Linked DNA regions of Homo sapiens: region 1 is linked to region 2. A link is a contact called in ENCODE Hi-C data. All regions are on one chromosome and are shown on one strand. Each heading gives the region's core, a stretch centred on a gene start or an enhancer-like site at or near the end of the contact. The rest is flanking DNA. Distances are from core to core; before and after follow the strand shown. Region 1 holds the start of TGFBRAP1 (transforming growth factor beta receptor associated protein 1). Region 2 holds the start of TXNDC9 (thioredoxin domain containing 9).

The links. A loop is a pair of places that touch in the nucleus more often than their neighbours do. Pooled maps may share reads with other maps.
Region 1: a loop to region 2 is called in a pooled map, with 9 times the contacts of the local background. The contact joins the promoter of TGFBRAP1 here to the promoter of TXNDC9 in region 2. A Hi-C loop is called at or near these places in 2 of 37 single-sample maps with no recorded cell type and 10 of 50 pooled maps.

What each region holds. Positions count from the first base shown.
Region 1 is chr2:105,325,177-105,331,867 of GRCh38, forward strand. TGFBRAP1 (transforming growth factor beta receptor associated protein 1) reads right to left here and starts at 4,559. Exons shown (of 12, transcript NM_004257.6): 1 at 4,449-4,559. C2orf49-DT (C2orf49 divergent transcript) reads right to left here. Exons shown (of 2, transcript NR_187479.1): 2 at 6,353-6,691. RefSeq lists a silencer at 4,444-4,873.
Region 2 is chr2:99,333,082-99,339,724 of GRCh38, forward strand. TXNDC9 (thioredoxin domain containing 9) reads right to left here and starts at 3,252. Exons shown (of 5, transcript NM_005783.4): 1 at 3,158-3,252; 2 at 1-161. The coding sequence starts at 129. It overlaps EIF5B (eukaryotic translation initiation factor 5B), which reads left to right and starts at 4,308. Exons shown (of 24, transcript NM_015904.4): 1 at 4,308-4,508. The coding sequence starts at 4,474. RefSeq lists enhancers at 2,737-2,966, 3,020-3,560, 3,097-3,146, 3,397-3,546, 3,907-3,956 and 5 more and a silencer at 4,577-4,736.

The DNA of each region.
Region 1 (6,691 bases), core at 3,309-5,808, 6.0 Mb after region 2:
TTAATCAGATGCCACACTGGCTCCCAAGGCCAATGCTGCCCCAAGCCTGGATGATGGATGGCACCCATAGGCTGCAGCCCTGGCTGACACCCTGACTGCCCCCTCAGGAGAGCCCCAAAACTGGGTTTGGTGGGATACTGCACACTCGATATAGCATTATCCTTTCGTTCTTACCTTGACGCTGAGAGGTGGACATTATTATGGAGATACAGAGATCTTAGGTGGCTTGCTCAAGGTTACCTGGCTACAAGGTGATGAAACAGGGCTTTGACCCTAGTTTTTGTTCGTGACTCCAAGGCCATATTCTTATTGATTGAGGGGAACAAGTATGATTTCAGATCCTCTCCTAGAATTCAGTTCTGAACAAAGCAACAACTCTCAGCAGGAGGCCACTATGGTACTTAGAGTGGCATGCTGCTGCAGTTCCTGAGGAGTCTTTGCTATTGCTTCCCCACCGTGAGTCTAGAAGAGGAATCCTGTGGCTCTATCTGCTTGCTGAAATTCAGACACAGAATAGTATGTTGACACAGTTCTCTACTAACATAGTAATCTACCAAAACAGGATACACATTTATGTGACAGCAACTGCTTTTCCTGAGCTGCACCCCATGCTGGTCCCGTGTTCTTCTCTAAGTCCCACAGCCATCTGTTGAATGACTCAATCTTGAAATTTGTCAGGAATCAACAATAAATTTACTGGCTTGTACAAAAGTCAACTTTTCCCCCCTTTGAAAATGAAGATACTGCTTGACAACCATTTTATGTTATCTTTTGCACTCATGCAACAGAGACAGCAAGATTAGTTATAGTGCAATGAACCTGCTCTGATAATCTGCAAGAGTATCTAAAAAAAGAGGATTAAAAAAAGACAGTTAAGGTCTAATATCTAACTTGTCATCTTAATATTATCATGATGTATATTTAATATATGTAACTATTCATAGTTGGTATCCTTTTTACTGGGCAATACTAATCAAAATTATTTAAATACATATAAACATATATTTATATACACACACATATATACACATACTATATATGGTGTGTGTATACATACATATGCATAAGGGTGTATGTGTGTGTGTATGTACATATATATAATATACATCCTATAAGAGTACCATCAGCAGTTAGAATTAAAAGGGTTTAGGAAGAGAAGTGGGAGGTAGAAGAAGAGCAGAATAGAAATATGGCATTTACTTCATAACATCTTCCTCAATACTGAACCTTCAAACAGCCACAAAAAATTATCGAGTACTGGCCAGGAGCAGTGGCTCATGCCTATAATCCCAGCACTTCGGGAGGCCGAGGCAGATGGATTGCTTGAGCTTAGGAGTTCAAAACCAACCTGGGCAACATGGTGAAACTCTGTCTCTATAGAAGAATACAAAAATTAGCCGGGCATGGTGGCATGTGCCTATAGCCCCAACTACTTGGGAGGCTAAAGTGGAAGGATCACTTGAGCCTGGAAGATGGAGGTTGCAGTGAGCCGAGAACACGACACTGTACTGTAGCCTGGGTGACAGGGTGAGACCCTGTCTCAAAAAAAGAAAAAAAAAATTATTGAGTACCTACAGGACTTGATAGTCCATAATATCCAGTCAGTTGTCATCTTTAAATATGTGATTTTTTCCTTAAATCTTTAACTTTTTCAACAGCAGTTACTTGACTATCAAGAAAAGATCTTGATTTCAAATCATCTGCAAGATTTCATAATTCACTTTTCATGAGGCACTTAAAGTCATTTGGGGTAGCACCAAATTAAGTTGTTACTCTACATTCATTTAGTAGGTATTTATTTTTTTAAATAAAGAAAAACGAGTCAGGTTTGCTACAGAGATGAGTTGTAAAGTCTGAGCCAAATTATTCGGCAGTATCCAAACACCTGGCTGCCACAAATGACTACTTTAATGTATTTCTAATGAGGGCTGGATTCAGACCAAGATGAAGACACTTAACCCATTAAGTAAAATTTCTTCAAGTTTTCTTAAAAGATCACAAATTTGTAATATTAGCATGAAGGAATAAGCCAAATAACTTCATTTTTTTTTTCCTAACAGAAATGTTAGCTGCATATCAGACCCAGAAAATACAGCAAGTTTTTTGGCTGGGCGCAGCGGCTCAGGTCTGTAATCCCAGCACTTTGGGAGGCCAAGACAGGAGGATTGCTTGAGGCCAGGAGTTTGAGAACAGCCTGGGCAACACAGGGAGACCCCTATCTCTACAAAAAAAATTTTTTAAATTATCTGGGTGTGGTAGTGCGAGCCTGTGGTCCCAGCTACTTGAGAGGCTGAGGTGGGAGGATCCCTTGAGTCTGGGAGATCAAGACTGCAGTGAGCCATGGTCACACCACTGCACTCCAGCCTGGGTGACAGAGCAAGACCCTGTCTCAAAAACAACAGCAAAAAAACCACCCAGAAGACAACAACAAAAAGAAAATATAGCATTTTTAAAATAGTGAGCTCTATGCTTTTAAAACTCCTCAACTGGAGCTGCCTAAATGAAGAATGGGCCCTTTACAAATCCCTGTCTCTGGAGGGTTTAAGCTGAGGTTAGATTGGTCCTGGGATTCCTGCAGTGGTGAAAACGCTCTGCCTCCAATGCTATGACAAGAGGACTGCCATGCACAATCATGAGTGTAGAAGAAAAGGCAGAGTGAATGAAGGCTAACAGTGGCACCTCACCTCTCACCCAATTCAATTGTGTAATGCAAACCTTGATGCACATAGCAAATTGGAATTCAGAACCCACAAGTCTAACTCCAGAGTAAATCATTTGTTAGGTTAACAATTACTCAAAACATAAAACTACATATTTTCAGAGCTGAGGGAGACCTGGCTCTACATCCTCATTTATATTTGTCAGCAATAATTTATTGAGCACCTACTAAATGCCAGACCCTGTGCCGGATCCTTTCCAGGCACAATTTCTTATTAGAATTCATGTGCCTTTTCTAATATTATCCCTATTTTGATGGAGGAATTTGAGACTCAGAATGTCCAGCAAATTGCCCAAAGGTCACAGGAAATGGCAGAGGCAGGATTTGAACCCACACTCCACATTCATTACCACCACAGAGCATCACTCCCATTTCATAGATGACCTGGGGCAGGCTAGTTATGGACAGGTTCCAGCAGATTCCAGCCAGTAGACTTTCTAGTACTCCAGGCAGCGTTTTGCTACACATCACAGAAGCAGCTGCAATGACTGTTGAGGCTGCTCGGCTGGCAGAAATGGAAGGAAAAAGAAAAGGAAGCAGCTGACCAAATGTTCCTTCTGACTGACCATGGAACTGCGAGCTCTCAGTTGTCTGCCAGCTTCCGGCTGACCAACAGAGAGAAGCATGTCCACCATGAGAGAGTAGCAGCCACCACACAGTCCCTCTACATTCGTTCATCCTGACTCCAACCAAGCCAACACACACAACGCAGTAGGATCTTCCCTGCACACCTTCTCAGTGCCTTAACTTGCCACCACAATCACACCCGCAGCTGCCTTCCTTCCTGATAGACAAGGTGCTTGCCCATGAGCACTTCATCAGTGATTAAACTCTGCTCAGACATGTTTTGACCACAGCTGCGCGTGCAGTCCACGTGCAGTAAGGCCTGCTGTGTGATCTGTGAGCCCCCATTTTTAGCAGCCAGGTAGGAGGCTTCCTGAGGGTCACTCAACAGTCCTTGGGTAGAAGCCACGGCAGGTGCAGACAACCGGACAGCTTCCGTGTTTAAGGATATCAACACTTAACACAGGGAGGCAGGCGGACTAACTTGCACCTGCACCTCCAGAAGGCAATGGAAAGAAAACAATTCCACAGGGATGACAGCTTCCAGCCCTTGACCTGGTGCTAAAAACAGGGGCCAGGAAGCCCAGCACAGCACTTTTCCCTACTCCCCAACACACCCCTGCCTACTCTCCAGATCAGGACAATTCAGGCCTGAGTGTGACCCGAATTTGAGCTCTCAAATCCAAAGAGCTCCCAGAAACCTCAATCACAGCGCCAAAACCATTCCATACCAGGGATGGAGGTGCAAGTCCTTCCTGGCCCTTCTCCCCGGAAAACCCAAATCAAGGACGAGGTCTCTCAGGTCTTCCCTTGCCCTAAACACACACGCACTCCTCACACACAACATACACACTTGACCCCACACCCGTGCACACTTCATCCCACACACACGTGAACACTTATTTGCTCACCCCAGCAGGCTAGCCGGCCCCCACAAGGGACAGCTACCAAGTCGCACACCCGCACACCTGCCCCCAAGTGTATAGCCACTTGCTCCCCCCACCCCGCGTTCCAGCCCCCACTACACCTGCCCCAGCGCACACGCACGGGCTCGCCCTCCACCCCGCCCCGCCGCCTACCCCCCACTCCTGCTCCCCGCCCTCCTGCCCCACGCGCCCCGCGCCCTGAGCCCCGCACCCCGCGCCCCGCCGCCCTCCTCACTCACCGGCGCCGGCGCCCGCCGTCCCGCGCCGCCCCGCGGCCTGGGGCCCCGCCGCCCCGCTCCGGCCCGCGGCTCCTGGGCTGGCCCGACCCCGCAGCCGCCGCTTCCCGTCACGTGGGGCGGCCGCCAGGCGCTGGCGGAGGGCGGGAGCGCAGCCGTCTCCGCGCCGCCCGCCGGCCCGCGGGCCCTGCCGCCTGGCTCCGAGCACAGGCCGAGACGGGCCCTGCTCCGGGCCTCGGCGTCCCCCTCCGTGCACCGGGGCCACGACACGGCCCGCCTCGCGGGGCGGCCAGCGGGCGGAAGGTGTTCATTCGGGGGGCGCTGAGGCCGCCGGCCCCGGGCGAGAGCGTGGTCCGCGCCAGCTGTGCGAGCCCGCGGGGCTGAGGTCTCTTCTCCGCCCCCGCCGCTGCGGGGAGCTTCAGGGAAGCCGGGCTTTGCCTGGCTCGCTCGCCACCCAGTTTCTGTCACCTACACAGGAGGAGGGCGCCCGGGAAATACCTGCTGCGTGAATGAATAAATGAATGAAATGCTTGGGCCCTGGGAAATGCTTGGGCCCGCGGCCGCCTGACCACGCGGGCTGGAGGATCGGACGTACCGCCGGTGCCCCACCAGGAGACGAAGGCATGGTTGGGATGCGCAGCCCTCCCACGAGGCCCATGGCGCCCCAGGGCCCTAGGGATTGACCGGGACCCCCGACTGGCAGAGTCCACCTGCTTGATACACTTATTTGAGAAGGGAGGCCTGGGACTATCTTACTCCTTTTAGGAAAACCCAACTGTAGCTGCTATTCCTTTGGTTCAGGCCGCAAGGAAGAATTGTAGGTTACCATGAATCCATGAACCCCTCTTTAGTATACAAAGTCCACTTTCATGACGGAAGAATTGGAAAGCTCCCTCCAGAGTTGTCAGTACTCAATTATTAGCATATAAAAAGTCAAATTTTCCCAGGGATTTTCAGACTTTAGAACCTGCTAGTGACCTGTGGCCTCAGCTTTCTTCCAGCCACTCTGAGTATTGTAAAACAAAGATATTATCCCAACCCTGAAGGCAGATACCAGATTGTACGCCATGGTCTTCTGTTTCAAAGGGATAAAAAAAGAAAGAAAAGAAACTGGCCAAAAAAAAAAAAAAAAAAAAAAAACCCAACAATCTTCCTGTGACTTGCCCTCTACCCCTACCCTAGTGTGACTCATGGCCACATAAATGCCCCATCCCCAGTGGTGCTTCAGCTGTGACCCAGTGGAACCAGTGTCACCGGCTCAGCCTCCAGGTAGGGGACTGGCTTCCCAGGAGTGTAAAGCTCTGACCAGCAATTGAGCTTCAAGGGCAAGCAGCAGTGAATGGACCTTCAAGTCTAAGGTGGCCAACAGCTAGTGGAGCCAGGGATTGGGAAGGTACAAGAGCAAATCCAGTCTCTTCATTTTACCCAGGCTCACAGAGACTATGTGACTTGTCATCAACTAATCACTGGCTCAGGTGGTCCTAGAATTCACCCTTGTGCTTTTGTATCTTAGTCCTCTACCAGATCACATCACAGAGAGCTGCACAAGACTAGTTACAGAGGTGATATCTACTGACTGCCAGACAGTGACTTCAGAAACTGCTAGTGACTGAGCAATGAAGTAGACGCTATTAATTTACTTAATAGCGTCAAAGAATAAATTTAATTCTTTGAGGCAAAGAAAGGTGAATGACTTCCTGTGTTAATTCACTTAGGAAAATATAAATAAAAAAATTTAAAAAGGTGACTTGTCCCAAACCCCATGCTAGTAAGAAAGAGCAACAATAAGAATCCAGAATTCAGCAACAGTAATTCTTTTTATATAAAGTTGTTTTGAATGAATAGTTTATGAACAATCTTTGTGTTCTACTTTAGATGATCCAGGAGTGAAAATGTATAACAAGAGATAATTCAGATATATTTATTTTATGAAAGGATTTATTACAGGATTCTTACAATGGCAAGCTCCATATTATTCCATCTAGAAACATCTGTTCCTTCTGAAACTTGATGAGAAGTCTGTGTCACAAATGACAGGCACCTCCATGTAAATGCCTGTACCATAAATGTGCAAATATATGCACAGGCCAAATTCCTTATGTTGTTTCTATTGGTTACATTTAAGAAGAAATATCAACCATATGGCTTTCAAAACAATTATTAACTTCATTTTTAAATATTTATTAAATATTCCTTGGGCCCATACCGAGCGTTACTTTACAGAATGTGAAAAAGATGTGCTCCGA
Region 2 (6,643 bases), core at 2,002-4,501:
TTCATCCTCATCCATCTGATCCAGTTTTTGAATTTCAGAATCCAAATGTTCTTCCACCAGTTTGGTAGTCTGAAGCAGCTGATGCTCCAGGACTTTGGAAAACATGTCAACAGATGCATCAGCTTCCATTCTTCCAAATGGTACAGAGTTCAGCCTGGGTGCTGGGGAGAAGATTTACAAAATACATTTTAAAAAATGCAAACAATAAGCAAGGTTTTCTCTACCATTTTCAAAAATTCTGGCAAGTGTATAATGTGTACTCTATGGAGTATTCTAACGACATCCAAGCACTTGATGCTGGGCTTAACAATTTTTATGTGTTTTTAAATTTAATTCTCAGTAGGTTCTAGTCACACCACTCAAAAACTACTTACAGCAAATTTAGGGTGCTTCTGATTTAGCATATGTTTTACTATACTAAAGCCAAGACAAGTCTTTAAGACCATCACCAAACCACAGAGAAATGAGTTGTGAAGTTATACCTAGTGATATATACTGACAATCAGTGTTCTTTACCAATGGGAAAGAGAAATCAGAAACAACTGCGAACAATAGGAAGGTATACCTACTGAGGTTTTACACATAAATATATATATTAAACTTTACTTAAACACAGAGTACAGTTGAGCAAAACACAGATTTTTTTCATGGCTGCTGCCCAAATGAGTTTCATTTAACTCCTAAGACGTCTCATTACCATTTATGTAAAGAAGAGTGCCTGGTGTTCCCTGAGCATTAATGTCCATTCCTGTTCTCCCATTACCTAACAAAAAAGTCTATGAGGTCACAAAAATTAATACTGGTTTCCATTTACTGACAGTGTTAACTTTGATGTAAAACACTCCAAATACTTTTCTAAATTTTGGGTTTTTTTCCAACATCACTCCTCTGTGTAAAATCAGAGTTTCAAAATAGAACTAATTCAGATTAGAAAGGAAGACCTATCTCAATTAGTCATGCATCACTTAACAATGGGAATATATTCTAGGCTGGGTGCTATGGCTCACGCCTGTAATCCCAGCACTTTGGGAGGCCAAGGTGGGCAGATCACTTGAGTTCAGATGTTTGAGACCAGCCTGGGAAACATGATGGAACCCTGTCTCTACTAAAAATAGAAAAATTGGCCAGGCCCGGTGGTGTGTGCCTGTAGTCCCCGCTACTAGGGAGGCTGAAGTGGGAGGAGGATACCTTGAGCCCAGGAGGCAGAGGTTGCAGTGGGCTGAGAACGCACCACTTGCACCCCACCCTGGGCAACAGAGCCAGACCCTGTCTCAAAAACCAAAAACCAAAAACCCACAAAACAATGAGAATACATTCTGAGAAATGCATCATTAGGTGATTTTGATATTGTTTCAAACATTATAGACTATTTACACAAACCCAGATGGTACAGCCTGCTACACACCTAGGCTATGCCATACAGCCTATTACTCCTAGGCTACAAATCTGTACAGCATGTTACTGTACTGAATACTGCAGACAACTGTAACATAATGGCATTTGTGTATCTAAACATAGAAAAGGTACGATAAATACAGTATTACAATCTCATAAAACTGAAATGTCCTTATGTGGCACATGACTATATATTTTAAAAGAAATGGAGTATTTTGTACTAGCAATTAGTACAAAATTTTACTTTTTTTTTTGAGACGGAGTCTCGCTCTGTCGCCCAGGCTGGAGTGCAGTGGCGCATCTCCGCTCACTGCTAGCTCCGCCTCCTGGGTTCACGCCATTCTCCTGCCTCAGCCTCCCGAGTAGCCGGGACTACAGGCGCCCGCCACCACGCCCGGCTAATTTCTTTTTGTATTTTTAGTACAGACGGGGTTTCACCGTGTTAGCCAGGATGGCTACGATCTCCTGACCTCGTGATCCGCCCGCCTCGGCCTCCCAAAGTGCTGAGATTACAGGCGTGAGCCAGCCGCGCCCGGCCAAAATTTTACTTCTTTTAAAAGAAATGGAGTATTTTGTACGAGAAATTTTATACCAACAATTAGAGGGCAAGTTTATGTGTATCTCAGGGTTATTACTGCAGAAATGATTTATAATTTGCCTATCAAAGCAGGAGGCTGTTGCATATCAATGAACTATGATACATTTGCAAATAATACTGAAGCACCCCAAACTTCACAACAAACTGTGAATTCATTCACTCAGCTTCTGACACAGATTCTGACCCACACAGGCCCTCTATAAACGTTGAGCTGAAGAGAAATATTCTTGCAAACTTCAATTCTGATTCCTTTTTCTTTACAGGAAAAGGATTTGAAAAGCATACTTGATTTCATCTTTGTATCTCCATAGAACACAGCAGGTACTCAATAAACATGTATTTAACGTTGAATGAACACGTGCCTGACTTCTGTTCAAATTACTACACTGTTAAGTTTCAAAAGTATTTGAGTCTAAAAAACCAAATTGTAAGCTCCTCGTGAGTGCTATAAAATTGGAAAGGTGCTGTATTTCAAACACAGCAAAGATTTCCACGCTCCCTATCGCCCAAGAAAAATGTCAGTAGGACTGTGACCCTCAGTGAGGGGGCTGGAAGGAGAAGATAATAAGATACTGAATTGAACGTTGGAAGCTGTGCTCCAGGGATAAGCACAGAGAATGCCTACCCTGGAACTTTATAGAATGAGCCCAGAATTTAATTATGGGATAACTGGAAAAAGACGAGATTAAGAAGAGCTATTCTGGGTGTAGGTGTTGGTGGTCAGAGCATTGAGAATGGGGTAAAGAGACGATGCAACCCCTCGTTAGCTTTTCATTTTTCAAACCACAGCCTCTGATTCTTCCTTTTTACAGCTCCGCTGGAAGGGTGGGACGGGACACAGCGCGTCCTCAAATTCCCTAGTCATTTCCTGGACACCCTTACAGGTATCCGCCAAAACAATCAAGGGGCCTGGTCCTTAACTGAACCCCAGGTACCTCCCCAATGGCAAGCCGGCCACTCCCTGCGCCCGGGGAAACAGAGGAAAGCACAGTCCCGGTGGCCCCAACTTCGACGCCTCCTGGTGCGCTTGCGCAAGAGCCTCTGCCAGGACACCGACACCGGTGCTGGGGCCGCGCCCCTCCTCCGCTCCGGATGTGGAGCAGCAGAATGTTCACCAGCACCCGGACGTGGTGGTCGGATTCTTCTCACTACCCTCTGCCTCACCTGAGCTCTCGGTGACGCCTGAGAAGTGAAAGAGCAGCAGTTTCAAAAGACACGTCCACTCCGGCTTTTGCCTTGCAGTAGCTGCCGGCGGCTGCAAACGGGCCGTCACATCCGCCTCCTTATTGGCTGCGAACCTCGCGCGATATCACCTTGGACGCCAGAGGAAGGGGCGGGCGGTCGGGTGGCGAACAGTTCTGCGCGTGCGCCTCCCGCCCAGCAGCCCGGAACCCAAGGTGTCCGACCCTTGCTTTCCTCCGGGTACACGGCCGAACTGGAAGGCCGCAAAGCATTGTGGGAGTTGCAGTTTCTTAGTGCGCAGGCTGTCGTGGCCGGACTTTCTCAGGAGCGTGCTTCAGTATTCACGGTCCAGTGCGCCAGACTGGAAATGAGACAGCTGTGCTCTCGCTCAGCCGTGACGCTTGAACTGCGTTTCCATTCTGTTAGTGTTGAATGAACATTTTTCTTTTTTTTGTTTTCTTTTGTTAACATTTTTCCTAAAGTCGAGGCATAAACATATACAGCACAATTAACTTTTGCATAGTTAAAACCCAAAATATCACCGGCCAGATCCAGATATAGAACATTTTCCACCACCCCTGTAGGTCCCCTCTTGACTCTTCGAAACACAGGAATTTTTAGAACTCGCCCTCGCTTTGAGGGTGAAGCTGAAGACCTATGTTAGGGAATTGATCGGCTGTGTCCTGTTCTGTTTTATTCAGTGACTGTACATAATGCATAATGCATGGATGTTACTGAGAGGTCCCTATTTTGTCCTGAATTTATCTCTCTCGCAAACCCCCAGAGGACTCTATTGGTTCGTTGTGGTTCTTTACTGAACTTCGTGCGGCTGAGAATACAAAGATATAAAGGGAAGCCCAAAGCCCACTCCTGAACCGAAGCGTGCGTTCCCCGTTGGGAGAGGGGTGAGGTGGCGAAATTGACAGCTTCATTGTCCACCTCCGGGTTCTAGAACGTGGAAAACCCGCGGGTGTCGGCTCGTGGCGGACGCTTGAGGGCAGGGGGCGCTCGGGCTGCTGCCTGGTCGGCCGGTCAACCGGAGACGCTCTACCCGAAGCGCAGCTCTCGATGAGCCGCGCCCTGCGTCCTCACGCCGAGGCGGCTGGGCGATGCGCTTGCGCACTGAGAACTCACACCATATGTGTCCTGTTCCAGTGCGCGGGTCTGTGGAGAGCCGGGTGCGAGCGGCGGCAGCACGAGGGGAAAAGAGCTGAGCGGAGACCAAAGTCAGCCGGGAGACAGTGGGTCTGTGAGAGACCGAATAGAGGGGCTGGGGCCACGAGCGCCATTGACAAGCAATGGGGAAGAAACAGAAAAACAAGAGCGAAGACAGGTAGATAGGGGTTGGGTCCGTACGGCGGCGGCCGCCGTGGCTCAGTGGAGTGTGCGGGTCTCGCCGGGCGCGGCGTCGGACCGGGGTCTGGGCTCGCGATGAGCTTCGCGGGGTACCAGGCCTGGGCCCAGAGTGTGCGGAGCGGGCCCAAGCCCCCGGGCCGGGTGGGCACGTAGGGCCTCGACGGCGGGCGGGTCCTCCCAGTCGAGCCTCGCTCCCCCGGCACCCCTTCCCCGGCCTGAGGAGCGGGGTAGTCATTTGAGGGTTCCTGGTCGCGCGGGGAGGGTCAGGCGGCTTCGCCAGCGTGGCCCAGGCCAGTGTGAGTTTTTTTCCGCGCTACTCTTGGCGAGGGTGGGGAAGTTCTTTTTATGCCTCTTATACCTGTGAGTACTTTGGGAGGGAAGGGAGCTTGAATGTGATGTACGGCCGGGTTTCTCTACTCGCGGTTTCAGGTACGTTAGAGTTATGGGGAGGTGTTTAGCAGTTCGCTGTCTCTCAACTTAATCTGATTTGGATACAGTTTTCGTTTATTTAAGGGCTGATTGTCCAGCCCTCATGCTTTTCGCTTTCCTTCTTCCGGCCTGTTTTTTTTTGTCGTTTCTTTGCTCTCTAGCCTTCCCCTAAGAAAGGAAGGGAAGAAGAAGAAACCAACCAACCGAGGTCGCTCCTTTCTAACCACCTGCAATGCTTTGGGGAGGGAGGATAAGGGTATATGCGAGTTACTTACCTAGAGATTTTTGAGACATTTCTGTGTGTCACATTCGATTGAGTTCTGTTACTCATGATGGAAAGAGTTGACTTCCTGGGAGTGAACAACATCTGTTACATTACACGTTCGTACACTACCCACCAAACTTAAATACGAGGCGGAGAGTAAGGTAAATTAAAAAAACTAGTGCTAGTTCATCAGTCTGACTCAAAACAGATATGTTGTCTTGAAGTTAAAATAAGTTTACTAATTATAAATTGGAAGCCTGGATCGTTTTCTCACCTAGCGTTTGACTAGCTTATGAGTAGAATTAAAAGACAACAAAGATAGTCTTGTATTTCAGTTTTAGGTCTATTGGAGGAAGTTAATTGGTTTGGAGAATTGAATTATTGTTAAACCAGATGAATGAGAAAATAAGGATTATGGGTGATGTAGGGGAACACAAATTTCTGTACTTTTGACAGGAATTTTTGATGTATAGGGTACTTTTTTCCTTGCTAATGTTCAGCTGTCTCTAGAAAATAGAGAACTGAGTATAATGAGCCTTTATGTATTAATTACCTGCCTTCAACCATTGTTAGCACATGACCTGCTTGGTTTCATCCCACCTACTAGAAGTGTGTGTATATATATATATATACAAATATATATACACACATATATATAAATATATATATATACAAATATATACACAAATATATATATACATTTTTTTTTTTTTTTTGAGACGGAGTTTCCCTCTTGTTGCCCAGACAACAAGAAACTTAGGGCAATGGCGCGATCTCGGCTCACTGCAACCTCCACCTCCCTGGTTCAAGCGATTCTCCTGCCTCAGCCTCCGAGTAGCTAGGATTACAGGCATGCACCACCACATCCGGCTAGTTGTGTATTTTTAGTAGAGACGGGGTTACTCCATGTTGGTCAGGCTGGTCTCGAACTCCCGACCTCAGGTGATCCGCCCGCCTCGGCCTCCCAAAGTGCTGGGATTACAGGCGTGATCCATCGCCCCTGGCCCCCACCTACTAGATATTTTAAAGCAAATCTCATTAGCTTTTCATCTGTAAATCCACCAAGTATATCTGTAAGAAATATTAATAGTGATTCTTAAACATTAGCAAATATTCAGTCAGTTTGCTGATTTCCCTGATTGTCTTATTACAGTTTTTTTTTCAATTCGTTCGTTTGGTTTAGGATTACACAAATGTGTTCTTTAGATTAAAATTACATATATATGTGTTTTTGTTTTGTTTTGTTTTTTGGAGATGGAGGGGCAGTCTCACTATGTTGCCCAGTCAGGTCTTGAACTCCTGGCCAGTGATCCTCCCACCTCAGCCTCCCTAGTAGCTAGGACTACAGGCGCGATCCGGCTTATATGTTTCCCTACTTACACTTTTTACTTTCCAGGCTCTTTCACAATAGAAAAAAG